Linked DNA regions of Homo sapiens: region 2 is linked to region 1. Evidence: chromatin contacts called from ENCODE Hi-C or POLR2A ChIA-PET data. All regions are on one chromosome and are shown on one strand. The core of a region is the stretch at or near the end of the contact, and the rest is flanking DNA. Distances in the headings are between cores, read along the strand shown.

Region 1 (5,886 bases), core at 2,425-4,924:
CTTTGAGAGGCCAAGGTGGGCAAATCACCTGAGGTCAGGAGTTCGAGACCAGCCTGACCAATATGGTGAAAACCCGTCTCCACTAAAAATACAAAAATTAGCTGGGAGTGGTGGTGCACACCTGTAATCCCAGCTACTCGGGAGGCTGAGGCAGGGGAATTGCTTGAAGTCGGGAGGCAGATGTTGCAGTGAGCTGAGATCACCCCACTGCACTCCAGCCTGGACAACAAAGTGAGACTCCGTCTCAAAAAAAAAAAAAAAAAGAGTGTTATGCTGGGGGCAAGGGGCTTTTTAAAATAATGTAATACATTATTTTAAATATTATTTGTAGCCTCTTGCAAAGTGGTGTTAGTTGTACAATAAAAAACTCTTAGACAATTTCCCTGTTACAAGGGTCTGAAAAGCAAGTTTATTTTGAAAGGCGGATATTTTATTTAGTTGTGATTTTTTTAAATTTAATTTTATTTTTGAGACAGGGTCTCATTCATTAATTTTATTTTTGAGACAGGGTCACCCAGGCTGGAGTGCAGTGGTGTGATCTCAGCTCACTGAAACCTCCGCTTCCCGGGCTCAGGCAATCCTCCCATCTCAGCCTCCTGAGTAGTTGGGACCACAAGCACACACCACTACGCCTGGCTAATTTTTTGTATTTTGGTAGAGACAGGGTTTCACCATGTTGCCCAGGCGGGTCTCAAACTCCTGAACTCAAGTGATCTGCCCTCCTCGGCCTCTCAAAGTGTTGTGATTACATGTGTGAGCCACCCAGCCCAGCCTTATTTAGTTATGATTCTTGATTGCCTGATTTTTAAAATGTTGCTTTCTGGAAATAATCTCCTTCTCCTTCTCCTTCTTAACAAGGTCTTGCTCTGTTGCCCAGGCTGGAGTGCAGCTGTGCCATCATAGCTCACTACAGCCTCAAACTCCCTGGCTAACTGATCATCCCACCTCAACCTCCTGAACAGCTGGAACTACAGGGATCTACTACGTTACCCAGGCTGGTCTTGAACTTCTGGGCTCAAGCAATCTTCCCACCTCAGCCTCTCAAATTGCTGGGATTACAGGCGTGAGCCACCACACCTGGCTCTGAGACATCTAATGAAAGATTTCTCAAACATGTCAGAATGAGCTGGTTATGCCATCTGAGTCCCCTGAACCAAGGAAAAGATTTGTAGGCCTTTAGGTTTGCATAACTGGAGGTTAGAGGGCAGAAGTTAGTAACTGGGTGGAAGAAGTGTTTATCTCACCTGAAAGTAGAGTGGAGATGGAGAGAAGGGGCAGACAGGGGACAGGTATTTAGAAGGAAGAACTGATAGGATGTGGGGTCTGGAGGAGAGAGAGGAGACAAGGTTGACTCTTGGGTTTCTGGCCTGGGAGAATGGGTGGAAGGAGGAGCCATTCACTGAACTGAGGATCCAGAGGAGGAGAATGGGCTTGCTTTTAGCTATGTGGGGTCTGCAAGTCTGGGTCAGCAATGAGGAGATCAGTGGAATATTGGGGCTCTGGTGCTCAGGAGAGGAAGCTGGGCTTAAGATTCACCATTGGTAAGACAGAGGCTCTGGGGAGTGGTAAAATCACCCTCACTGAGCTGTCTGCAAAGAGCCAGAGGCCTAGGATGCACAGTGAGGATCCATTTGTATTTAAGGGATTAAAGATGTGTGGCCAGGTGCGGTGCCTCAGGGCTGTAATCTCAGCACTTTGGGAGGCTGAGGTGGGTGGATCACCTGCAGTCAGGAGTTCAACACCAGCCTGGCCAACATGGTGAAACTCCAGCCTAGGCAATGAGAGCGAAACTCTGTCTCAAAAAAAAAAGAGGTTATGGGGTCTGGGCACAGTGGCTCATGCCTGTAATTGCAACACTTTGGGAGCCAAGGTGGGTGGATGGCTTGAGTCCAGGAGTTCAAGACCAGCCTGGGCAACATGGTGAAATTCTGTCTCTACAAAAAATACAAACTAAATTAGCTGGGAGTGCTGGCACACGCCTGTAGTCCCAGCTACTCAGGAGGCTGAGGTGGGAAGATCACCTGAGCCCAGGCGGATCACCTGAGCTGAGGCTGCAGTGAGCTGTGATGGTACCACTGCACTCCAGCTTAGGTCACAGTGAGGCCCTGTCTCCAAAAAAAAAAAAAAAGTTTTTAAGGAATTGGAAGAAAGTTAAAGGAGGAGGAGAGGAGCCCAAAAGACTGCAGGTCCAGCTGCCCCACAGGTGGCCTTAGCCTCCATCCTGCTGGGCTGGACCTATTCCCAAAACCTTACTACAGAGGCAGACTGAGGAACAGTTGGGAAGGAGGGATTCTGACCAGAGCCTGCTGTCATCAGATAAAGTGTGAGGTGGGACAAGATTCTAGGCAAGTTCAGGATACCTAAGTGCCCTTCAGCAGCTCCCTCCTGCTCTCCAGGGCCACTTAGTGGGCCTCTGGGACACTGCTGAGAAGGGAAGCTGAGAAGAAGGCCCCAACTGGGCCCCACTGGTTAGAGAGTGAGCAAACAGGACACCCAGGACATTCTTCTCAGCTGTGGGGAAGTTGGGAGGCCAGATGTACCCAGGGCTGCCATACTAGCTCCTCAGACTGCCCCCAGTGAGACATCAGGCTGGCTGCAGGCCAGGGTAGTGAGCTCCACTCCTTGTGGCCATGACGCATGGAGATCATCATTGACAGAAGCCAGCATCTTGCTTGGGAGCTGGAGATCTGGGCTGAGTAGGGCTGCACATGCAGCATGCATTGACTTTCACTATATGCCAGACACTCTCATACATGTTCTGTCTAATCCTCATGAAAAACCTAGGAAGCTAATACAATTTCCCCCATTCTACAGAAGAGAAAACTGAGGCTCAGAGAGCACAAGTCCCAAGCCAAGGATTCACAGCTGGTGACAGGCATAGTTGGGAGGACAAGCCTGGAGTTCAGGCTCTGTGTCTCTGGTTTTCCCTGGGGTGGCCCCACTTCTGCAACGGCCTCTTGCCTCCCTGACACCTGGATGTCTTTCTAGCCTTCACCCTCTCTCACACTCATCCTCCAAATCATCACCAAGTCCTGTCAGCCCTCCCCTTCTACAGATCTTGCGTCTGTCCCCTTCCCTCTACCCCTGGCTCACTCGCCCAGCTTGTGCTTCATGGTCTCCTGCCCTGGCTATGACGTCAGCTTCCTCCTTGGTCTCCCTGCCTGCCAGTTCTCCCACCTCCACCCTGCCCCATCTCTCCTCCACATCAGCAGCCAGAGGGCCCTTCTAAAACACAAGTCTGACCTTCTTAGTGCCTGCTAATGATATCCCATTGTTCTCTGGCTAAAGTTCAACTTCCCGCACAGGTCACCAGGTTCTGTGGGCTCTTGTCACTGACCTCAGCAGCCTCATGCTGACTGCTCTGCTGGCCTGCTGTGCACTCTCACCAAACAGAATGCTGACTCTCCCTCCTGGGAACAGGCCCTGGGCTGGGCCTTCTTGCCTCTGGGCCTTCGTTCCCATCACCGACCCTGCCCACCACAGTCTCTCTCACCCATCTCTGATGACTGAAGTTCTGGCCACCCTTCAAAGCCCAGCTTCATGGAGTGCCTTTTGGCCAGAGCTCGGTGTGCCTTGGATTAAAGTTCTTTGCGTTCCTCTCTCTCTCCCCTACTGAGCAGTTTGAGCTCCTGTGTGTCCCTTCTTCTGTGCCCGGCGTGGTACCTGATATGCTGAGGAGTTCTGAGAGTGTGTGGAGGGGGCACCTGAGCCTCTGTCTCCCGTCCCCTTCATCTCTGGCTCCTTGCCCTAATCTGGATCTGTTCCAGCAGCAGCAGCAGTTCCAGGTTTGGCTCCTGGCTCAGCATCAACTTCGATTCTAGCTCTGACCTGCCTCAAGCTGTAGTTCCAGCCCCTAGCCTGGCACCAGCTTTGGCTCAATATCCAGGACTAATGTGGGCTTAGCCTATGGCATTGGGACCAAACTTATAACCCATCTGTTTGCCTCTCTCCTGAGCCCAGTGCCTGGGCTCAAGTTTCCTGCCTCAGTGCTCCCCACTTAGGGGGAGGCAAGGAGGCAGAGGCCCAGAACAGAGCCCCATCCAGCCAGGGATCCTTACCCCTGCCCTGGGGTCGCCTGGCTGCAGCATCCCAGCCCAACTCTAGGGTGCTGGCCAGTGCTGTAGGAACAGGTAGTCCCTGGTCCAAAGTAAGACCTTACCATTTACAGTCTGTGAGGCTTTGAGCACTTCCTTGGACTCCAGTTCTCTTGTTTATAAAATGGGATAATATTTGGTATGAGAATGACAGGAGACAATGCTGTGGAGCTCTGGGTACAGTGCTTGGCACAGAGTAGATGTCAATAACCGTGAGGGCCTTTCCTCTTTACTGTTTTCCCGGCCCGTTGGGTCAGCTCCTGTGGGTTCCCTGTACATTCCCCAGTGCCTGTTGCATAAGGGCTTTTCCTGCCACTGTGACATTGGTAGGCCTGGCCCAGCCTTGATTCCAGGCTGCTGGCTGTGACTGTTGTCCCTAGGGCATCTTGGGCAGGGCTGAGGCATCACACTGGATCTCCTGCCCAGAACTCCATGTCCTCAATGTCAGGGGCAAAGATAGGTCCATGAGGTAGTGGGGGAAAGGTTGGTCTCCCTTCTTTGCTGTGGGCTGAGGATATGTATTTGAGTTGGGGAGGTAGGAGTGCTTCCTTCTCCCCTCTAACTGCACAGCTGAGTCTCTGCCCCATCAAAGCTCTGAAGACAAGGGTTCCTATGAATATGAGAACTTGGAGATCCTTGCCCCCCAAACATAGGAACCAATATTGATGGGGGTCTGGGTGTAATGTTAGGTGAGTGTTTGGGTATGGATGTATGTGTGGGATGTGTACATATGGTATGGTGTGTCATGAGTGGAAGCATGTTAGACTATCATGTGTGTAGTGTGTAGATGTCTGTATGTAATGTGGGTGTCAGGGTGGGTGTCTCTATGTGTGATGTGGGTAGTGATGTGGGTACATGTATCTACATGTAGCATATGTGTAGTGTGTGTGACTTTTGTGTGTGAATAACTGTATAACTGTATATCTGGAGATAGATGAGGACCTGGGTATGTGGTATAAGCCGGGGGTCCTCAACCCCTGGCCTGCAGACTGGTACCGGTCTGTGGTCTGTTAGGAACCAGGCTGCACAGCAGAAGGTGAGTGGTGGGTGAGCGAGCATTACCACCCGAGCTCTGCCTCCTGTCAGAGCAGTGGCTGCGTTAGATTCTCATAGGATCGCGACCCCTATTGTGAACTGCACTTGCAAGGGATCTAGGCTGCACGGTCCTTATGAGAATCGAACTAATGCTTGATGATCTGAGGTGGAACAGTTTCATCCTGAAACCATCCTCCCGCACCCCAGTCTGTGGAAAAATTGTTTTCCATGACACCAGTCCCTGGTGCCAATAAGGTTGGGGACCACTTGTGTCAACAATATGTTTGGTGTGTCTGCATGTGATGTGCATCTTTGGGAGAGGGGACAGGAGCCACTGGGAGCTGGAGGGCTTTGCCAGTTGGTGGACAGGTGCTAGAACATTTGAGATTCCCTGCTGAACTCTCTGAGGTGACGTGGGCCAGGGTCATTGTCCACTTGCTGCAGGAGCAGAGAAGGGCAGTGGAAGCAGAGCCACGGGGGTTGAGTTCATTCCTCCAGAATGCCAGGCACCCTGTGCCCAGCCAGCTGCCTTGCCCTGATGTCTGCAAACACATCAGGGAAATAAACACAACCTTTGGAAGTCCTGGTGATGTGTCTGGGGAGGAGCTCCAGCTGGCAGTCCATACGGGCTCTATTCCCTTCCCCACTGCCCTGCCATTGACCAGTGGCTGAGGCTGGTGGGGCCAATGGCCTTAATGCCACTAGCCAGTCCTAGACTCTTATCTCAGCACTTTAGCTAAGCTCCAGAGCTTCCAGG
Region 2 (5,590 bases), core at 136-2,635, 210 kb after region 1:
TTCCACCTATATCAGGTACTTAGTAGTCAAATTTATAGACAGAAAGTTGAATAGTGGTTGTTAGGGGCTGGGGAGAAGGGAAATGGGGAGTTGTTTAATGGGTATAGAGTTTTAGATTGCAAGATAAGAGTTTTGGAGATTGGTTGCACAACAATGCAGATGTACTTAACACTATTGAACTATATGCTTAAAAACGGACAGGTTGGTAAATTTTATTTTATGTATATTTTGCCACAATTAAAAAATGGTTTTGAATAATTTCACACTTAGAAAAGATTTGCAAGATTAGTACAGAGAATCCTGAAGAATCTCCACCAGAGGCATTTTATCATATTTGCCTCCTTATCTCTTTATTTCTCTCTCTCTCTTTCCATATATATATACACACACACACACACACACACACACACACACACACACACATAAATATACACGAATTTACACCTAGTAGTTTTAGCATCCATTAATGATTCTTGCCTGGATTATTACTATAATGGCCACCAAATAGAGATTTTCCTATGTCCATTGTTTCTTCTACATTTATTACTTGAATTCTATAGTAAAGTATCATTTCCTTTCCCGTATCCTCTTTTTTTTTTTTTTTTTTTTTTGAGACCAAGTCTTGCTCTGTTGCCCAGGCTGCAGTGTAGTGGCGAGATCTTGGCTCACTACAACCTCCGCCATCCAGATTCAAAAGATTCTCATGCCTCAGTCTCCTGAGTAGCTGCGACTACAGGTGCACGCTGCCACACCCAGCTAATTTTTGTAATTTTAGTAGAAATGGGATTTCACCATGCTGGCCAGGCTGGTCTCAAACTCCTGACCTTAAGTGATCTGCCTGCCTCAGCCTCCCAAAGTGCTGTGATTACAGGCATGAGCCACTGGACCTGGTCTCCTGTATCCTTTTTAATTAATTTTTTATTTATATTAGTGTGGGCTTAAGGATTCCCAATTTATTCAATAAGTTATAATTCCTTACAATCATAATTTACTTTGATGACTAGATTGTCCCTGATTTGGCCAGTGGGAGCCTCTTTACACTGGCTCCTGTGTTCTTTTGACATTTCTCATCTGTATTAGTTTGCTATGCCTGCTGTAACAGTGTACCACAAACTCGGTGGCTTAAAACAGCTGCAGTTCTCATGGTTCTGAAGTCCAGACATTCAAAATCAACTTCACTGGGCCCAAATCAGGAATATTAACACGGCCATGCTTCCTCTGGGCTCTAGGGGAGAATTCGTTCCTTGCCTCTCCCAGCTTCCAGCTGGCACTTGGCTTGTGGCTGCACCACTCCAGTCTCTGCCTCCTGCCTTCTCCTTTTGCGTAATCTCTCTCTGCCTCTCTCTTACAAGGATACTTGTGTTTGCATTTAAAGTCCACTTGAATAATCCAAGACAATCTCCCCATCTCAAGTTCCTTGATCATATCTCTAAAGATCCTTTTTCTGTATATGATAATATTTACAGATTCCAGAGATTAGAGCTTCAGGGGCCATTACTTAGCTTACTACATCCTCATTCTTTGAATACTTCCTTTCTTCCTGAACCAGTAAGATTTTTCACTGCCCTAGTCATGAAATCAGCCATTTCTCTAAGAACTTTTGGTTTCTTTTTAGTGAAGAATGATACTTGGAAGTCAAGATGTAGATGCTAGGTGCACTCATTGCTATGGGTGTGTCGGTCTTGCAAGTCCTTTCAGTAGGACAAGGAAACAAGATATCAACTAGGAAAAATATGTCTGGACACACACACACACAATCATACGTATGATGTACATTCCGAAGTACTGTAGTGGAGTTGGCTCATATGGACTTGCAAAAGCTGCTTGTTAAATATTCAGGAACTTTGCGGGTGGCTGTGAAACTAGTATTATTTCATGCTGGGAGTATTTACACCGTGGAAATCAGCAAATGCTACAAATTAGTGTGTTTTGAAAAACCAAAAAGCCACTATACATATCATAAACACACACATCTACTCTTCTGTCTCTCTTTGTATATCATATATAATATTCACACACACACACACCCTATAGGCTCACACCTCTGACTCTAATTACAGGGTTTGTTCTAGTCTTTCCCCTTTTCATACTTATTGTCTCCAAGAGTAAGAAACCTGGCTCTCACTATTCTCAATATATTTTCTTATTTGCTCAATCTCCTGACCACATGGGCCATCTCCTTGGCCCCATTCTTACTGACCCTGACCTTGAGCTGCAGGCTTTGCCATGACCCTGCCATTCCTGACCATGAGAACCATTTATTTGGCTCTGAACCTAGTTGTCCTGACCTTGTAAGCTACTACCTCAGCCCCAGACCTGCCAGCCCAGATCACCAGAGTCTCCTTGGCCCAGGCTCCACCAGCCCTAAACTCACTTAAACAACTCTTGGCCCCAGCCCTACACATTTTCTTGTTTGTCTATTCTTCCAATTAAAAACGCCCACTTCGTCATTGTTTTTAACTGCCTGATGTTGAGTGGTCAATTTGATTTTTTCACATGGTTGGGTTAAAGACAGGGTTGCCAGATAAAATACAGGATGACCAGTTAAGTTGAATATGGGACATACATACTTATATTTAAAAATTATTTATTGTTTATGTAACTCCAAACTTAACTGGATGCCTTGTGGTTTTATTTGCTAAATCTGGCAATGCTAGTTAGAACTACAAATAAGTGGCCAGGCGCAGTGGCTCACGCCTGTAATCCCAACACTTTAGGAGGCTGAGGTGGGCAGATCACCTGAGGTCAGGAGTTCGAGGCCAGCCTGGCCAACAAGGTGAAATCCTGTCTCCACTAAAAATACAAAAATTAGCTGGGCGTGGTGGCAGGTGCCTGTAACCCCAGCTACTCGGGAGGCTGAGGCAGGAAGAACTGCTTGAACCCGGGAGGTAGAGGTTGCAGTGAGCTGAGATTGTGCCACTGCATTCCAGCCTGGGCAACAGAGCGAGATTCTGTCTCAAAAAAAAAAAAAAAAAAAAAAGAACTACAAGTAAGCATCCTTTAATCCTTCTAATCAGTCCCTGGGTCATCTGAAATACTATACTCAAGTCTGTAACCAAAGACCTCCCTGCACACAATGGGCTCCCAGTGCTTCCTGTACCAAGACCTATTACCTCATACCTCGACAGTCCCACTTTCTGTGCAATAACTTTTCCCCACCCCTGGCCTGCTCAAACTGTTTTTGCTCCCCTCCAAACAACAATCAGAGTTGTAGACAACACAGTTTAGTATACAACTAGAGCATTTGGTTTACTAATTAGCTCTTGTATTTTTATCTTGGAATACTCATAAAAGAGATAAGGCAGCCTCATCAATCCTCCAGGAAGCTTTCCCTTGCTAGATGCCAGTAGTCTCCACACCACAGCATTCTTTTCATTTCTTTCCCATTGTTCTTACCATCTTATATTGCAAACCATCTGTTTAATAGGTTTTGTTATGGACTCATCTACAGGGTAGAATGTTAAGTGTTTGTTTGTTTGTTTGTTTGTTTAAAGGAGGAAAACTCAGAGACAGTAAAGCTACCATACACAAAGCTAACAATACACATACCATATAAAAATTCTGCTTGTATGTAAGTAGAATGCCTCTGAATGGCTGTAGAATAAACTGTTTTCAGTGGTTGCTTTCAACCAAGAGACAGGGGTGGGAGGGAGACTGATTTTTACTATTATTTGTACAGATTTTTTCAAAACCAAATACATATTTTAATTATTCAAGAATATTTAATTTTTTAAGGAGAAATTATATGTTTATGTGTGTGTCTTCCTCATAAGACAGTTAGCTGCTGTTTGAGGTCAGGAACCAGTTCTATTTCAGTTTGTATTCCAAGAGCCCAGCTCTGTGTCCAGGTCAGAGTTATAATATGGGTTCTTACGCTCTTTCTCTGTCTCTCTTATCTTTCCCCACTGATTCATTTCCATTGCTATTGCAGATAGTAGTCAAGTTAAATTAAAATGTATTAAATGGGCCGGGCGCGGTGGCTCACACCTGTAATCCCAGCACTTTGGGAGGCCGAGGTGGGTGGATCACGAGGTCAGGTGATTGAGACCATCTTGGCCAACATGGTGAAACCCCGTCTCTACTAAAAATACAAAAATTAGCCGGGCATGGTGGTGTGCCAGCTACTCAAGTGACTAACGCAGGAGAATCACTTGAACCTGGGAGGTGGAGGTTGCAGTGAGCCGAGATCATGCCACTGCACTCCAGCCTGGGCGACAGAGCGAGACTCTGCCTCAAAAAAAAAAAAAAAAGATATAGAACATTTCTTTCACCCCCAAAAGATTCCATTTGCCCCTTATCCATCAATTTCTACCTCACTTCTACCTCTGGCCACTGGCAACCACATAATAATTACTTTACCATTTATGAATGGATTTTAAATAGATTTAACTATACACATTTAATTTATTAATAGGATAATTTTATTACAAAACGAAAAAAGCAAAAGACTGCCTACAAGAAAGTGCATATTTGATCACATTTTTGCTCCATTTTTTTCCTGACTCTTTATTATTAGAGAATAAATTTAGCATGTAGTGTAAGAAAGGAAAGTGGAGAGGCTGCCTTACCTTCAACAATAATAGCAGTTGTCATTTATTGAGCAATTGTTATGTATCAGGTACCATATTAGCATGTTACATGACTCTTTTCTCATTTGATCCTCACAACAACCCTGAAAGGCAGGTACTTATTATTAAGGATGCTCCATTTTACATGTGACTCTGAAATACCCCTGACCTCAGCTATGGTTAACACAAATGGACTTCACCTTTAGCAATATTCTAAATCTCCGAGCTCTGGATAACCCACCACATGCTTAAGTAGCAACAAAGGCAGGCTTTGCAAACCAAGTCCCCTCCTTGATTCTCAGAAATCATTAAAACTCCCACTGCCACTGCTGCTCGAGGACTGCTGACCTTGTCAATGTCTGAGCTGCCTTCTCCAAGACCTCTTAACTTTTTGTCTGTGTCCCAACTCCTGCAGGGCTGATCTGGAGTCAACTCCTGCAGGGCTGATCTGGGGCCAACCCCTGCAGGGCTGATTTGGGGCCAACTCCCACAGGGCTGATCTGGAGCCAACTCCCACAGGGCTGATCTGGAGCCCTCCTCTCCCTCAGGTGCGTCTGAGTAGCTCACAAAGATCCTCAAACATTCCTAGGGTTTGGAGTCTGTTGTCCCAGAAACAGAAGTCCTCTAGGGGGCAGTGTGAATCAACTCATTGGGCCAACCTAATAAAGTACCTCCGCGCGAGTTAAAATTCTATTACACTTAAAGATGAACCCTGTGGCTCAGAGAGGTTAACGAACTTGGTCAAATCACCAGCTAGTCAGCAGCAGGACTAGGATTCAATCTCAGCCTGTCTGCCTCCAGAATGACTTCTTTTCATTCTGTTGAGCTATCTTCCTAACCATTCATTAGCTTAGAGGGAAAAGGACACAGCCAGTAAACAGCAATTAAATAATTGCAGAGCAACTATTCTGTGCCAGGCACTAATCTATGAAGTGAACAAAAGAGAAAAGATGTCACTTGGGAGAAATGGTGTTCTTTGGGGAAAGCCAGGTCTAAGTTAAAGCAGAGAAGAGATCGAGAAT

The links. A loop is a pair of places that touch in the nucleus more often than their neighbours do. ChIA-PET counts read pairs that join two places held with the same protein, here RNA polymerase II (POLR2A). Pooled maps may share reads with other maps.
Region 2: a loop to region 1 is called in a map of CD4-positive, alpha-beta T cell, with 2.8 times the contacts of the local background. The contact joins two enhancer-like sites. A Hi-C loop is called at or near these places in 2 of 168 maps with a recorded cell type or tissue (CD4-positive, alpha-beta T cell and CD8-positive, alpha-beta T cell) and 1 of 50 pooled maps. POLR2A ChIA-PET finds 5 or more read pairs at or near these places in 1 of 52 experiments (activated T-cell).

The regions. Positions count from the first base shown.
Region 1 is chr1:39,923,322-39,929,207 of GRCh38, forward strand. No RefSeq gene overlaps it. Among named protein-coding and RNA genes, the nearest start is that of MYCL, 24 kb to the left of the region's middle. Within about 2 kb of position 3,675, at least 6 of the 41 ENCODE cell types and tissues checked have a DNase peak (open chromatin) inside an H3K27ac peak, as active enhancers do.
Region 2 is chr1:40,138,991-40,144,580 of GRCh38, forward strand. No RefSeq gene overlaps it. Among named protein-coding and RNA genes, the nearest start is that of RLF, 20 kb to the right of the region's middle. RefSeq lists an enhancer at 4,988-5,087. Within about 2 kb of position 1,386, at least 4 of the 41 ENCODE cell types and tissues checked have a DNase peak (open chromatin) inside an H3K27ac peak, as active enhancers do.